2 separate regions of the Homo sapiens genome follow, and region 1 is linked to region 2. Evidence: read pairs that join two places in POLR2A ChIA-PET (ENCODE). Cell type or tissue: OCI-LY7. All regions are shown on one strand. Each heading gives the region's core, and the rest is flanking DNA. Links, peaks and the distances in the headings are about the cores only. Region 1 overlaps LOC107987016 (a long non-coding RNA gene). Region 2 overlaps TTLL11 (tubulin tyrosine ligase like 11).

Evidence for each region. Peaks named below come from ENCODE experiments on the same cell type or tissue, not always from the same donor. Only the 100,000 strongest peaks of a DNase experiment are listed, where the experiment ranks them.
Region 1: POLR2A ChIA-PET joins it to region 2 with 11 read pairs; 2 of 35 experiments call an interaction of 5 or more read pairs at or near these places.

The regions. Positions count from the first base shown.
Region 1 is chr9:121,554,511-121,562,839 of GRCh38, reverse strand. All of the region lies in intron 1 of LOC107987016 (a long non-coding RNA gene), which reads left to right. Among named protein-coding and RNA genes, the nearest start is that of GGTA1, 59 kb to the right of the region's middle. RefSeq lists an enhancer at 4,516-4,810. In OCI-LY7, for the core only: a CTCF peak has its summit at 7,904; a DNase peak (open chromatin) is centred at 4,719.
Region 2 is chr9:122,047,470-122,055,798 of GRCh38, reverse strand. The region is part of intron 1 of TTLL11 (tubulin tyrosine ligase like 11); the gene reads left to right. Among named protein-coding and RNA genes, the nearest start is that of TTLL11, 42 kb to the left of the region's middle. In OCI-LY7, for the core only: no CTCF peak of the experiment used is centred there; no DNase peak of the experiment used is centred there.

The sequences.
Region 1 (8,329 bases), core at 130-8,129, 490 kb after region 2:
AGGATACATGTGGGGGCCGGGCACGGTGGCTCACACTTGTAATCCCAGCACTTTGGGAGGCCGAGGTAGGCGGATCACGTGAGGTCAGGAGTTCAAGACCAGCCTGGCCAACATGTTGAACCCTCGTCTCTACTGAAAATACAAAAATTAGCTGGGTGTGATGCTGGGCATCTGCAATACCAGCTACTCGGGAGGCTGAGGCAGGAGAATCACTTGAACCCAGGAAGCGGAAGTTGCAGTGAGCTGAGATTACATCATTGCACTCCAGCTTGGGTGACAGAGTGAGACTCAGTCTTGAAAAAGAAAAAAAAGATATATGTGGGGACCTCACGCACAGCCTGACAGATGTGGAGGAAGAGAAAAGAAACATGTCCAGGCAGACTCTGAGGCTCTTGGCCTGAGCAAGTGGATTGGTCCATGGAGCTGGGAGAGGCTGTGTAGAGAGGGGTAGGGCTGGGCAGAGGGAACTCTGCTGTGGTGACGATAAGTTTGAGAAATGTAGACAGACATGTGGCGATGTCCGGCAGGTCACTACTGGCTGCGGGATCAGAGCTCAGTGGAGTGGTGGGGACAGAGGGCATAGCTCTGGGAGCCATAGCTCCCACCAGCCCACTGCATGATCCTGTTCCAGCAGCAGCAGGAATTCCCAGGTTCCAGACATGACCTGTCACTCCATGTAAAGGAAGGAGCTGAGGAGTCACTGGTGGCAGCTGGCCCCCCGAGTCTGGCTGCGTGGAGGGATGTCAGCAGGAGGGAGTGGGTGGACCAGGGTCCTTCAGTGGGCATCAGGGAGAGACAGCAGCACCTGGTGGCCAGCTTGTTCATTGGCTGCCCTGTTGGGGAGGATGTGGCCAGTGAGGGTGGCACAGCAAGATGTGGCATCTGCCCCACTCACCCCCTCTGCCCCTGCCAAGGCCTGGGCTGGGTGGAGATGGGGGAGCCAAACACAAAGGAATAATTGAAACCAAAACCCAGGGGCCTAAAAGCTGTAAGAAGACAGGTCTAGGGTAAAGGAGCAGCATGAGAGAGGAGTGATCTGCTCAGCCGGATCCAGAAAGCCTTTGCAGAGGTGGGGCCAGCCCAGTTGGACTATGAGGGATGAAGAGGAGTTCATCAGGCAGACTGGAGGAGGACGGGCATGTGGCACTACTGTGTATCAAGGCATGCAAATGTGTGACAGCCTGGCTGTGTTTGCTTTCAGGTTATTTTCCTGCTGTGAGTTCTGATTTTTGTTTTGTTTTGTTTTGTTGAGACAGAGTGTTGCTCTGTGCCCTAGGCTGGAGTGCAGTGGCGCAATCTCAGCTCACTGCAAGCTTCGCCTCCCAGGCTCCAGCAATTCTCATTCTTCAGCCTACCAAGTAGCTGGAATTAGAGGCACACGCATCTGTACCTGGCTAATTTTGTATTTTTTGTAGAGATGGGGTCTCACCATGTTGGCCAGGCTGGTCTCAAACTCCTGGCCTCAAGGGATCTGCCCAGAGTGCTGGGATTACAGATGTAAGCCAATGAGTAAGCCACTGATTTTCTAGCTACATCCTGCTATTGAAGGCCAAATGGAACCCATAGAGGGCTCAGAATGTCTTACTCTTCCTGAGATTCGGAGCCAGGGTGGAGACTGACCTAAGGCGGGGGCACTTTCCTCAACCCAGCACCACTCGTCTGCAGGACACGGACCCTAGCCATTTAGCCAGACCCACGTGGGCTGGAATCCGGCGTCGGCTCTGGCTCCGGTGCCTCCCGACTGGGTTTCTCACCCCAAGGACAGGTAGCAGAGCTTAGTGATTTGGAGCTCAGGATCTGATATCAGCCTGCCTGGGTCCAAATCCCAGCTCCCCATTTTCCAGCTGGATGACCCTGGGCAAGTGATTTCACTCCTTAGTGCCTCTGTTTCCTCATCTGTAATCGAGGATAAAAATAGGCCATGCCTGGAGAGCCATTAGGAGAACTAATGAGTTAATTCAGGTAGAACTTAAAATGGAACTTGGGGCCAGGAGAGGTGGCTTATGCCTATAATCCCAGCACTTTGGGAGGCCGAGGTGGCGGATCACCTGAGGTCGGGAGTTCGAGACCAGCCCGACCAACGTGGAGAAATCCTGTCTCTACTAAAAATACAAAATTAGCCGGACATGGTGGCGGGTGCCTGTAATCCCAGCTACTCAGGAGACTGAGGCAGGAGAATCACTTGAATCCGGGAGGCAGAGGTTGCGGTGAGCTGAGATCGCACCATTGCACTCCAGCCTGGCCAACAAGAGCAAAACTACATCGCAAAAAAAAAAAAAAAAAAAAAAAAAAATAGAAGTTGGACCAGAGGAGGTGCTCAGTGAATCTAAAATCCATAGCCCATAGCACAGCCTGCCAGGCCCTGCAAAATCTGCCCACCAGCTCATCTCCCCCTCCTCCCATCTCTTTCCCCTCTCTCCTTGTCTCCCTCCCTCTCTCCTCCTTTCCCTTCTCTCCTTTTCCTTTCTCCCTCTTCCTCTCCCCCCTCCCCCAACCACATGGGCCTCCCAGTTTTTCTTTGCACTGCCAGGTGCATCTCACCTCAGGGCTTCCCTATTTCTTCTTTTTTTCTTATTCTTTTTTTTTTTTTGAGATGGAGTGTTACTCTGTCACCCAGGCTGGAGTGCAGTGGCCCGACCTCAGCTCACTGCAACGTCTGCCTCCCAAGTTCAAGTGATTCTCCTGCCTCAGCTTCCTGAGTAGCTGGGATTACAGGTGTGTGCCGCCATGCCTGGCTAATTTTCATATTTTTAGTAGAGACGGGTTTCACCATTTTAGCCAGGCTGGTCTGGAACTCCTGACCTCAGATGATCTGCTCAACTCCACCTCCCAAAATGCTGGGATTACAGGTCCCTCTATTTCTTCTGCTTGGGATGAGAGCCCCCTCCCCCGTGTTCAGGTCCTGGCCATATGCTGCCTCCTTTAGAGGCTCCCCTGATTACCCTCTCTAAGATATCATGACCCCTGCATCCCTGCCTCTCCCATGGCTCTGTCTGCCCCTGTCCCGGCTTTAGTTTTCTTCCTGGCCCTTCGGATCCCACCTGACATTATTTATATATTTATTTGTGTATCATTCTCCAGCCCCTACTTTCATGGAAGCTCCAGTCTGTATCCCAGCACCTAGAACTGTGCCCAGCACAGTGGGCCCCCAATAAACATGTACTGAATAAAATATTTGGCCGGGTGTGGTGGCTCATGCCTGTAACCCTAACACGTTGGGAGGCTGAGGCAGGTGGATCGCTTGAGCCCAGGAGTTCAAGACCAGCCTGGGCAATATGGCAAAACCCCATCTCTACAAAAAATACAAAAATGTGCCGGGCTTGGTGGTACACGCCTGTAGATCCAGCTACTCAGGAAGCTGAGGTGGGAGGATCACTTGAGCCTGGGGTGTTGAGGCTGCAGTGAGCCATGACTGCACCATTGCACTTCCGCCTGGGTGACAGAGCAAGACCCTGGCTCAAAAGAAAAAAAAAAAGTATCTGTGGAATGACTAAGCGTTGGCTGAGTTGTTATTTTTTTTTCCCCACTCCCTCTCGCCTTGTATGCACTCCATCCAGGAGCCCTTATTGAGGTACTGGGTTCCTTCTCTGTCACCCAGGCTGGAGTGCAGTGGCACAGTCTCGGCTCACTGCAACCTTCACCTCCCAGGTTCAAGCGATTCTCCTGCCTCGGCCTCCCAAGTAACTGGGATTACAGGTGCAGGCCACCATACCCAGCTAATTTTTGTGTTTTCAGTAGAGCCAAGGTTTCACCATGTTGGCCAAGCTGGTCTCAAACTCCTGACCTCAAGTGATCCACCCACCTCGGCCTCCCAAGTGCTGGGATTACAGGCGTGAGCCACCGCGCCTGGCTCTCCCTGCATCTTAATGCTTTTCTGGTTGGACTGGGTCCTCCCCACTTCTCATTCAGGGCTGGTACCCGGGGGCCAGAATGGGAGGAGGGAGACCAGAGGGTCTTGTACTCAGAGAGGCCTGGTACTCTCCATGCACCTCATATATCAACCTTCTAAAAAGGTTTTCTGAGCCCCATTTCACAGATAGGAAAGCTGAGAGGCGTTCAAGGGGCTGAGAAGCAGCAGAGCTGGGGCTTGAGTCCGCCTGACAGGAAGTCATTATTCGCCCCAAGTAAACACCCAGTGCCTCTTAGCCAAGGAGGGCAGAAGTATGTCTGGGTGGGGGTGGCAGGGAGGTGTGGAGGTGGGAAGGGGCCTTCAAAGAGGGAATGTCTGAGCCAGGCTTTGGTCTGCTCCCTGGTGGTCTCACCTTACATCCCGGGCCCCTCCCACAACTGTCCTTCTCCAGCCCCCGCATTTAGGGAGGCGGTGGTCTCTGCTTTATTATTATTTTTGCAAACTTTTATTTTAGGCGCAGATTTGTTATATGGGTAAACTCATGTCACAGGGGTTTGTTGTACAGAGGCTTTCTTGACTCATCTAAAGGCCTTGAACCAAGGGTTGGCACCGCCTTAGGAATTCTGAGCCAGCCCCAGGGGACGAGGGTGCATTGCCGGCGGCCCTGTCATCGGCTCCCCAGGGCAAGCAGGGGCCACAGACAGCCAGCTGCCCCATGTGTGTGCTTGCCTAGGGTCCTCGTGAGTTCCCACGTCCTCTCAGGGAATCCCAACTGTCCCAAGGAAACCCAGGCTCAGAGGAGGAAGTGGCTAATCAGCCGCACAGAGGGAGGATGTGACAGGCACCACGCTTTGGGGCTGGGTTAGAAATTTGAGTCCTCCGCTGTGGTGCGGCTGGGGAAGTTAAATAACTTGGCACTCCCTCCCCCAACACACAGCTGATTCCAGGGCCCAGACTCTCAACCACAATGCCCTGTGGCCTCCTCCTAGTGCTGCACAAATGTGAGGTGGAATTATTAAACAACCTCAAACCTTTCCAGGAAAGAAGGCAAGCTATAAATAAATGCCTGGAGTTGGGGGATTTCCAGGGCTGAGTGGACGGAGATGATGGTCTAGGGTCCTCAAAGTTCCTGGAAATCATCAGTTTCATGATGAACTGTGGGGCTGGACTTGAGATGTGTTGGCTGCTGGGTCCCACGGCTCTGCCTCGTGTTCCAGGAAGCTGTTCCCTGGATTCCCGTAGCAGGCACACAATTGTAGGAGGTCAAGGCAGGGATGAGACACAGGCTTGTGTGGATGGAGTGGGATCTTCAGCAGCTGGCAGGAATAGGGCCCTCTGTCCCCTTTCCCAGCCCCCAGAGCTTGGCCTTGGTGAGGCACAAGGGCCTGGCCATCATCCAAGAGAACCCCAGGCTTCCTGAGCTCTGTGTTGGAAGCAACTGGAGATCTCAACCAGTAAACCCTCCAACAGGGCAGCAATCTCCTGACATCCTTGATCTAAACTCCGCTTGCTTACCTCCTCAAATGGGGAACTCCCTACCTCCAGGCAATCCTGGTCCTAGCTTTTCTTTTTCTTTTCTTTTTCCTTTTTTTTTTTTTTTTTTTGAGACAGAGTCTTGCTCTGTTGCCCAGGCTGGAGTGCAGTGGCACAACCTCGGCTCACTTCAACATCCACCTCCTGGGTTCAAGCGATTCTCCTGCCTCAGCCTCCTGAGTATCTGGGACTATAGGCATACACCACCACGCCTGGCTCATTTTTGTATTTTTAGTAGAGACGGGGTTTCACCATGTTGGCCAGGCTGGTCTTGAACTCCTGACATCAAGTGATCCACCTGCCTCAGCTTCCCAAAGTGCTGGGATTACAGGCGTGAGCCACCACACCCCCTAGCTTTTCTTTTTTGTTTCCATTTGTACAAATGTATGAGGTACATGTGCAATTTTGTTACATGCATAGATTGTGTAGTGGTCAAGTCAGGGATACTTACGGGGTATCCATCAGGCGAACAACATCCATTGTACTCAGTAACTAATCTCTCATCCTAGTTTTATTCTCTGTGCTCACAGGGAGTGATTCTGCCCCGGGGAAGCCCCTGAAGTCATCAGAACTCCCCACATGAGCTCAGCTCTCTGCATTCCACCTGACCCTCCTCCCCAGCCACCCTTCCCCATGCTTCTTGGCTAGTTTTCAGGTTTTGTGGCCAGTCAGGATAAACCTCAAGAAGCTTGGAAGCATTTCACCAACCCGGCAATGACAGCAGTTTATGCAATTCAGCAAACTTTCACCAGGGACTATGCCAAGTGCTGGAGACACAGAGATGAATCAGTCAGTCACTGCCCGTGAGGCTCTCCACTCAGACGGGGATTGGGAGGGTGGGGAGGGATACCCGAGGCATCAGCCAGGAGGGGGCTGGATCAGCAAAGTGAGCCTACCTGGTGGAGGGGAGGGTTTGAAAGGATCCTTTAGGGTAGCTAATTTCCCAGTGACAGAGAGGGCATTTAGGATAGGTGGACACAAGAGAAAAAAGCCAGACAGGCCACAGAGCTACTGTTTGGCCCCAAGCAATATATTATATGTCGGGGTTGGCAAACTTATTCTGTAAAGGGCCAGGTGGTATTTTAGGTGCTCCAGGCCATGTAGTCACGGATGCGACTGCTCAACTGGCCACTGTAGCTTAAAAGCAGCCATAGACAATATGTCAATGAATGAGCATGGCTGTGTACCAATAAAACTTTATTTGTTGACACTGAAATTTGAATTTCCTGTCATTTTCTTGTGTCATAAAACAGTACAGTATTATTTTGATTTTTTCCCCCCAACCATTTAAAAATGTGAAAACAGGCCCTGTGTGTATGTTCATGCCTGTAACCCCAGAGCTTTGGGAAGCTGAGGTAGGTAGATTGCTTGAGGCCAGGAGTTCAAGACCAGCCTAGATACAAAAATTAGCCGGGTGTGGTGATGTGTGCCTGTAGTCCCAGCTACTTGGAAGGCTGAGGCAGGAGAATCTCTTGAACCTGGGAGGCGGAGATTGCAGTGAGCCGAGATCACACCATTGCACTCTAGCCTGGGTTACAGAGTGAGACTCCATCTCCAAATAATAATAATAATACCAGCCTAGGCAAATAGTGAGACCCCATCTGTACAAAAAATAAAAAAGTTAGCCTCAGGTGTGGTGTGTACAGGAGGATCCCTTGAGCCCAGGAGTTTGAGGTTACAGTGAGCTATGATTGTGCCACTGTCTTCTAAGGCCTGGGTGACTCTGTCTCTTAAAAAAAAAAAAAAAAAAAGCCAACCTGGGCCACATAATGAGACCCTGTCTCAACAAAGAAAAAATTTGTCGGGCAGATGTCATGCACCTGTAGTCCTAGCTACTTAGGAGACTGCTGAGATGGGGGGATTGCTTGAGTCCGGGAGGTCAAGGCTGCAGTGAGCCATGATTACACCACTGAACTCCTGCCTGGGCAACAGAGTGAGCCACTCTATCAAGAAAAGAAAAAAAAAAAAAAAAGGCTAGGTGCTATTCTGAGCACTTTAGGAGGCTGAGGCGGGCAGATCCATTGAGCTCAAGAGGTTGAGACTAGCCTGGGCAACATAGCAATACCCCTTCTCTACCAAAAATACAAAAATTAGTCAAGCAAAGTGGTGTACACCTTTAGTCCCAGCTACTCAGGAGGCTGAGGTGCGGGGAGGATTGCTTGAGCCCAGGAGGTCAAAGCTGCAGTGAGCCAAGATCACACCACTGCACTCTAGCCTGGGTGACAAAGTGAGACCCTGTCTCCAAAAAGAAAGAAAGAGAGAAAGAAAGAAGGAAAGGGCCGGGCATGGTGGCTCATACCTGTAATCCTAGCACTTTGGGAGACCGAGGCAGGTGAATCACCTGAGGTCAGGAGTTTGAGATCAGCCTGGCCAATGCAGTGAAACCCCGTCTCTACTAAAAATACACAAATTAGCTGGGCGTGGTGGTGTACGCTTGTAATCCCAGCTACTAGGGAGGCTGAGGCAGGAGAATCGCTTGAACCTGGGAGTCAGAGGTTGCAGTGAGCCAAGAGGGCGCCATTGCACTCCAGGCTGGGCAACAAGAGCGAAACTCTATCTCAAAAAAAAAAAAAGTATCTAGGCCAGTCAGTGGAAGTGTCCTTTCAAATCCTGCTCCCCATCCAGGGGTGACCACTCCCCATCCAGGTGGGTGACTGTGAGTTCAGCCCCTTTCCAATGCACACAGACATGTACACATGGGCACACACGCACCCACAAGCTTCATTATTCACACCACACACAGCTCATTCCACACGATGGTTCCGTGACATGCTTCTGTCACTTAGCATCTCCCCCGTGTCTTCCCATCTCAGCACCTGGATCCATCCTCTTTGATCTTTGTATTGACCACCAAGCATCACGTGGCAGGCTATGCCACCCTGCACCCAGGCGGTCCCCTACCATTGGGCATCCAGGCTGCTCCCTTCTCTAGGCAATTACCAGCCA
Region 2 (8,329 bases), core at 33-8,032:
TTGGTTGCTCCTTCTGTGAAATGAGGATATGATGGCTATTTACAAGGTGGTGTGGAGCTTTGACTGGAAATTTGACAGCATAGGTAAAAAGCTTGGCTTAGATGGTGACTGCAGGCCTTATTTATCTGACTTGTCCACTGGTTCATTCATCCTCCTATGTTCCCTTGTGATGGTTAATACTGAGTGTCAACTTGATTGGACTGAAGGATGCAAAGTATTGATTCTGGGTGTGTCTGTGAGTGTGTTGCCAAAGGAGATTAACATTTGAGTCAGTGGGCTGGGAAGGGCAGACCCACCCTTAATCTGAGCGGGCACCATCTAATCAGCTGCCAGGGCATCTAGAATATAAAGCAGGCAGAAAGATGTGAAAATCCTGGAATGGCTTAGCTTCCCAGCCCACATCTTTCTCCCATGCTGGATGCTTCCTGCCTTTGAACATCGGATTCCAAGTTCTTCAGCTTTGGGATTCGGTCTGGCTTCCTTGCTCCTCAGCTTGCAGATAGACTATTGTGGGACCTTGTGATCATGTGAGTTAATACTTAATAAACTCCCCTTTATCTATCTATCTATCTATCTATCTATCTATCTATCTATCCTATTAGTCCTGTCTTTCTAGAGAACCCAGACTGACACATCCCCCCTTCAGCTTTGCCTGTCACCACTAACCCTCTGCTCCTGTGTGTGGAATTTCTGAGCATTCCCCAAGCATACTGCCTGGCTCAGAGGCATGACTTGCTTATGTGTTGAATAAATGAATTTATGGACCGGCAACACCATGGTGCCTTTAGACCAACGCTCTGGTGGGACTTTTTATTGGGGAAAGTACTGAATTGGACTGGGTTCCTGGATAACTGGGGAAAAGCTGCCCTAAGAGAAGTCAGGTGTGACTTTGGATAAAGTTGTCTGATATCCTGGGTGGGAGGTAAGTGTTGCTGAAATGGAAACCTGATTTGCATTGTTTCCATTTCAGTTAATAAACCATTTAAAGTTTCGATATGGAAGAGTCTAGGTAATTTGAGGCCTAGTGGTGAATTGATATAATTTACCAACTGTGAGGAAGTAGAGAACTGGGAGATTACTGTTGATAATTTGCAGGGTATAATGGAGTTCATTTATAATTTATAATTGATATTGGAACTCTTTTCCATGGGCTGAATTATGTTGGAATGGAGTAAGAGTCATTTAAAGAGATTATTTTGTTGTTTGTATCACCCTCATGAATTGGAAAGTGGAAAAAGAACATAGTGCTAAATTCGTATCTAATCTTTTCAGAGCTATTTGCTAAATAAACTGGAATTTTAATTAAAACTGCAAGCCAAGAGGTAAATCGCTTTAGAAGTTTGTGAAGTTTTTCTTTTTCTGTTGCCTAATAATATAATTACTACTAATAAAGATTCTTTATGGGTGGGAAATTAGATAGCAGAATAAATAACTGGAGGAGATTGCTATGGTACGCTGAAATTATGAAAGGGGCAAGGTTATCTTCCCCTCCTACTAATGGGTTTTTTTCCTCCCCATTGTTAAATTGTTTGGTAACAATTTTGATCTCATTAAAAGTATTGCAATCACAAGCGGAAGCAAGGCGGACGATGGGCCTCACCACCGCTCTTCCAGCTTCCATTCATATGAGTCAATTATAATGAATGGATTTAATAAAAAATACAACATGCTTTGGTGATTAACTCAGTGAAGGATGAATGGCACGCTTACCCGGGGTATCATATTTGCAATAATGAAGAAGAAGTGAACAGGAAAAGGAAACTTCATAGATCACAAGAATTGCTACTTTCCAGCAAAAGGTTGTTAATTACTTATCCTCTTGCTATATTTATTGGCTCTATTAGAGGATGAGTAATTATTGTGTTCCCGGGAAACCCACTGGAGCCAGACGGCGCCTTTATTACATTGGAAGGCTCTTCAGAGCGCTAGTTATCTCCGTGGGAGCCTCTCCCTTCAGATTCCCAAACGACTAGGAACCTGGCGGAGGTGAGACAGGAATGTAGCCCACGGGCAGGAGGGAAGGGCACTGTGAAGTGTGTGAACTGTCAGAGCAGTCCTTGCACGCGGAGCCATGACTGCCTTTACTCTCCCACGCCTTCCCCCAGCCCTGCTCCCTGCGCATACTTTTTTCTGGGCCCAGTCCCCACCCATGCTCCCTCCCCTTTCTCCCAGCCTAGGTCAGCTTCCTTATGGTCCTGGCTGCTCTCAGTCTCTCTCTACTCCTCATCCACTCTCCATTCTGCCCTGGTCTGACACAGCCCTGCTTGGGCACTTCCTCCACCTGCAGAGTCAAGCTCCAGCTCCGCAGCTTGCCCTGTGAGCCTACCGTGATCTGTGTGGGCTGTGTGGGCTGCGTGGACCTCTCCAACTTTGGCTGTTCCCCTTTCCCCCAGGCTCCAGGCACGTGGGACATCTCTGCTGTCCTATAGTCCTCTGCCTGATTTCCCTTCGTCTCTTCCTTTGCGAAGGCCTACTTCACGCCCCGCTCCAGTGGCCCCTCCTTGGTTAAGCTTTTCTCATCTAGACCAGAAACCACTGCTCCTCCCTCTGGGCTCTCACACAGCACTTTGACACGCAGAGTGCATTTGCAGATCTGCCCACACATCTGCCTCTACCCCGACCCGGCTCCTGGATTCCTGGTGGACCAGAGCCATGCTTGATGGACTTTTTCCTGAGGTGGGTTTGTGGACGGCCAGCTTCTGCTTTCTCTGCCAGCAGGCATGTCTGGGGACTCTTCCTCTCTGCCTTTCTCACCAAGGGACTTAATTAGGTGAATAATCCAGGAGGCTTGCTTTCAATATTCTCTAATTGGACTAATTTGACTCCTACTGTCTGCCAGGCCATTCACAAACAGACTTTCACCTATGCGGTTGTTTTCACCTTTACAACATCCCCTGTGAGGGAGGCTCTGCTACTCATCTTTCTCAGATGATGAAACCCAGGCCCTTAATAGTTGGCAGGGCTGAGATTTGAATCCAAGTTCCTGAACTCGAGGGAAGGAGCCTTTCTGCACTTGTGGGCTTTCTCCAGAGGTTACGTGCCTACCCATGAAGACTCACATGGCTTTAATACCCTGATTGTACCATGTGCACATTTAAACTTAGGCTAGTCCTGCAAAACACCCCCATCTCCTAGCTCTTTTGGGTAACAGAAAGATGGATGAAGGAAGAGTTTTTAAAAATCTTATCAGTCAATAAGTATGAGGTGAAGAATGATAGGAAAGAATGGAAGAGAAGAAGAAACCAGCATTTTTTGAACACCTGCTATGCATCAAGCATTGTGTGCCAGGCCCCGTGCTAGGTGGTCCAAACATACTATTAATCCTTGTAATAACCCAATCAAGTCGACATTATTGTTCCCATCGAGGAAACAGACTTGGAGTTGCTCCCACAGGTGGGCTTCCCCACCAGCCCCATCCAAAGACACTGCAGTCGGGAAGCTGTCTGGTCCCTTGCTGGCATGGGGAAACCTTTTCTCACCAGCTCCATTTTCCATAGGCAAGAGTGAGCCTGGAATCTTCCTGAGCCCCTCAGTTGGGGTGGAATTTCTCCTCTGTCTGGGGAGCAGTGCTGTTCACTGAGATGTGAGCAGCAAGGCAGAGAAGTGAGCGGGCCTCCCTCTTTCAGGCCTGAAAGGGACATGCCTTCTTTTGATGTGCTCACATTTGGCAGATAGAACTGTGTTCCATCTGGTCACACCCTTCAGGATTTCATCAATTTCCACCAGTATTTTCTTAGTCTGCTTTTTTTCTTGATTGAGGAAGAGTGATAGTTTTTTTTTGTCCACTCTTGAAGGGCAGTTGCTTAGTCCTTTCTTTGTCTTAATTGGCCTCTTCTGGACTTTTCTGTGCTATGTTTTTTCTTTTATGATTTTTATTGTTTTGGGTTCTTTCTAATTTGGTCTCGAGGTCTCTCTGTTGAGCGTAGCCACAGGCCAAGATAGCCAGTCTCCAGGAGAGCCCTGACCAAGGGGAAAGTTAGGTTTGGGTGTGTGTCAGATAAGACACAATGAGGAGGTGAAACAGAAGAAATTTATTACTCAGAGGATCCAGAGAGGTTAGGGGCATTGACTGGGGACTGTCTGGAAGTCTGGAGGGGACAGAGAGCTCAACCAGCGAGTGGGAAGTGAGAGCGAGTGAGTGAGCAAGAGAGAGACACAGAGAGAGAGAAAGAGAGAGAGAAGAGAGACAGACAGACTCTGGTGTTGGTGATTAGGTTTTGTTGTGGTCAGCAGCTGTGGGTGTGTTGGGTTTTGGGTCCGTGGGATGAGCAACAAGCAGGCAGTATCACAAGCAACCACATGGGAGGGAAAGTTTTAACTAGGCCAAAGGCGATGTGGTATGACTGGGTTTCAAATAACTTTATGCTAGACCACAAAATGGATGCCAAGGCAGAAACTGCAGGGTATGTTAAAGAAATTTATGATATCTTCTTTGAAGTGTTTGTCACAACTCTCTGCTGTATGTGCTCATTTCATCCATCCATCCATCCATCCCCCTTAGTCGAATTGAAGGAATGCAGTCTTTGGAGATAAACCAACATGGCTTCAAATTCTGGGTTTGTCACTTATTAGCAATGGGATTATATTTCTTTATCTGCAAAATGGAGGCATTTATGTAAGATACCTGGCACATTGTTAAGTACTCAATAGTAATTATTATATTCATTATATTATAAGGATATATTAATCTTAAATTCCTTCATTCTCAGAACATGTTCTTTCTCTGGGACCTTGCTCTAAAACTGAAATGGTGCATTCATTATCTATTGCTGTGTAACAAATTTCCCCAAAACTAAGCAGCTTAAAACAAAAACATCTATGATCTTACACCATTTTTGAGGGTTAGGAATCTGAGTGTGACTTAGCTGGGTGGTTCTGGCTTAGGCTTTTTCATGAGGCTACAATCAAGCTGTTGGGCAGAGCCGCAGACCCTGAGTACTTGACTGGGGCTGACAGATCCACTTCCAAGCTCACTCACATGGCTGATGGCAGGTGACTCCGATTGCTTACCATGTGGGCGTCTCCCTAGGCATTCCCAAAGCAAAGGGGGAGTGAGGAGACTAAGGCAGACACCGTAGTCTTTTTATAAAAATATCCTAAATATCAGAAGTGACGGCTTATCACTTCTGCTGTATGCCATTGGTCATCTAGACCAAGCCTGTGACAATGTGGGAGAGGACACACAAGGGATTGAATTCCAGGAGGCAGGGATCACTGGGGACCATCTTGGAGGCTGCAGACCACAGGTAGGGGAGAGGATAGAAAGAAGAATAAAATTTCTCTCCCCTGAAGCATCTGTCAGGTGAGGGAGGCCGTCATGTAAACATTAATGCCCCGTAAGACAGTGGCTATATTACTGGCACCAACAGAATGCCAGGGGAACATTGGAGAGAACTCTATTAACCTGCCTGAAGGCATCATGGAAGGTTTCCCAAGTGCACGCACACCGCAGTGTCCTTACTCAAGAGCTGTCCTAATGACACGCGATATTTGGTTGGTGTCTTTTTAAATTGAAGTTACTTGTTGAGGTGATTTCCTTGGACATTAAAAATAATAACTTGTCTCATATTACAGCAATGTACTGTTTGCAAAGTGCTTTCCCATGTGTTATCGCAGTCCACATAACAGCCCTGGGAGGTGGACAGGTTTTATTACTATTGTTTTTCTCAGTTGTAGCTGAGCTGCGGAAGCAAAGTCACTGCTGGAGTCTCTGAGTGGGGTGTGGTGGGTTGCGGCTTGAGCTGGGGTCTCGCTGGTCCACGCTTGGTACCTTAGCCATGACAGCACCTTCCCTGTGTTTCCTTTGAGTACTTTGGACCCCTCATCTTAGAGCAGCCATTTGGACCATTTCCCCCCTACAGATGCATTGCACACAGACTTGCTTATATCAAAGCTTATTTGCCACCTTTATCCTCAGTCAGTTGAAATGCTTTCTGTTCATAGAGAAGCTTTATGAAGAAAATCATTCACAAAGTACAGAAATGTGAACTGTGCTTTCATCAGCATTCACTGTGAAATTTCATTTTGCAAAGTCCCCAGGGGGACTTGAAATTTCTCTTTGGGCCATTAGAAGAGGGACCCGAACATCAATTCCTTAAACACAGATTTGCTCAAAGAACATTTAACAGCTTCAGTTCTCATTTGAACATGACTATTTTGCAAGTTTGTTTTTAGTTCTTCTGGTCAAGAGGGAAAAGATTTCGGGTCCATCCAGGTGTATACTCTGGGGGAGGAACTTTCTTTGTGACAAAGATGGTAGCATGTAGGGTGAGGGTTACAGTTATTCATGCGTGACTAGTAAATAAGACTATAGCAGTCTCCAAAAAGACATCTGTAGTGCTTAAGTGCATGGGCCTTGAAACTGCGCAGACCTGGATTTGATCCTGCCTCTGCCCTTACTATAATACCTCTGTGACCTTGGGAAAGTTATTTACTCTCCTAGCACTTGGTACCCTCATTTGCAAATAGGGTTAATAGTAGCACCTATATCATAATCTTTATCATCGGGTTAATAGCACTTTTATCATGTTTGTGGATTAAATAAGGTAATACATGTAAAGTGTTTAACACATAGACATAGGAATAAGCATTACCTAAATGCTAATGTTAGTGGTGATGATGATGACATGTATTTGAGTGGCTGCTCTTTGTGAGTTCATTCATTCATGAAACATTACTGCAGGCATTGCTAACACTGGTATCTGAGAACAACTAGGGGCTGTAGGGAGTCTTTGAATCTCCTAAGCTCATGTGGAAGATTTTGTGCATGTGCGTGCTTTTTTTTTTTTTCTGGCACGAATCTCAAAGGAATTTATGACCTCAGAAAGGTTAAAAACAAAGCCTACAGGGTGCTGAAGCCTTGGTGTTAGGGATACACTGATGATCATGGGCTCTCCTTGTGCTTAAGGAGTTTGCAAAGTGGCCAGGTGGACAGATGTACAGACAAGATGTTGCAGAATGGCCTGTGATGGGTGTAGCGACAGAGGCCACAGACAAAGAGAGCTGAGAGATCATCATCATGGAGGGGGAGTGGATGGGCAAGCCCAGTCAGAAGATCCCAGGCGGAAGGAATGACATGAAGAAACCCAGGCCACTAAATAATAAAGTGCTGTATCCTTAAAGGATCGAAATTAGTCACAGTGACAGTGCAAGTGCCCAAGAGTTAAGTGGCCCAACTTGAGGTGGGCAGGTTGGCAGAGGGGAGTCTGTGAAGTGTCTTTCAGATGAGGCTTGGAGCTTAGCCTTGATCCTGTGGTCGGTCCACGGGGAGGCATTGAAGAGTTGTAGCAAAGGAGCAATATGGTCAGAGCTGTGTTTAAAAATAAAAATCTGGGCTGGGTTCAGTGCCTCACATCTATAATCCCAGCACTTTGGAAAGCCAAGATGGTAAAACCGTTTGAGGCCAGGAGTTTGAGACCAGCCTGGGCAACATAGCGCAACTCTGACTCTACAAAAAGTAAAAGATATAGTCAGGTGCTGTGCCATTTGCTTATAGTTCCAGCTACTAGGGAGGCTGATGCGGGAGGATCACTTGAGGCTAGGAGTTTGAAGCTGCAGTGAGCTATTATCACACCACTGCACCCAGGCTGGCTGACAGAGTGAGACCCCATCTCTGAAAAAATAAAAATAAAAATAAAAATAATGAAAATAAAAGTCTCTCGTCCTGCTGTGTGTCAGGTAGACTAAAGAGGAGACCCTGGAGGAAGGGAGATGGGGGAGGAGGCTGGTGAGAGATGAGGCCCTGAAGTAAGGCAGAGGCAGTGGGGATTCAGGAAGGAGAGGAAATTAAAAATAAGCTAAGAGATCAGCCAGAGGGCTTGCTGCCCAGTGGATGTTGAGGAGGGAGAAGGTGACATGGGTGATTCTCAGGATTATGGCTTCTAATTTTCCTGTGGGCCTGGGACCTGCCAGATACCTGGTTACACCCCACTGGAGACCTGAGACACGCATATCAAATTGTCCCTAGCCCTAGAAATGCATAGTGTTAATGAAGGAGATAAGGATTACACATGAAATAACTAAAGAACAGCACAGGCACATCCTAAGCATAGTAAGGGAATCAGGAAGGTGATGGTGTGAACTGGAGTGGTTCCAAAGCTCTCTGTGGTATTATATCAAATGAGCAGTTTTTAATGTTCATCTTGTCTGACCTCTCAGCTTCCCACCACTCCTTTAGTCTTGAAACACTTTTCCCTTGCTTTTACAACATGTACTCTCTCTCTCTGTGGTCTCTATTTCCCAGCTGGGTCGCTGGGTTCATTCTCTTCTGGGGAGAGGGGGTGGGGGCATGCTCCAGCACAGGGTGCAGCCCTACCTGAGCTGCCCCCTG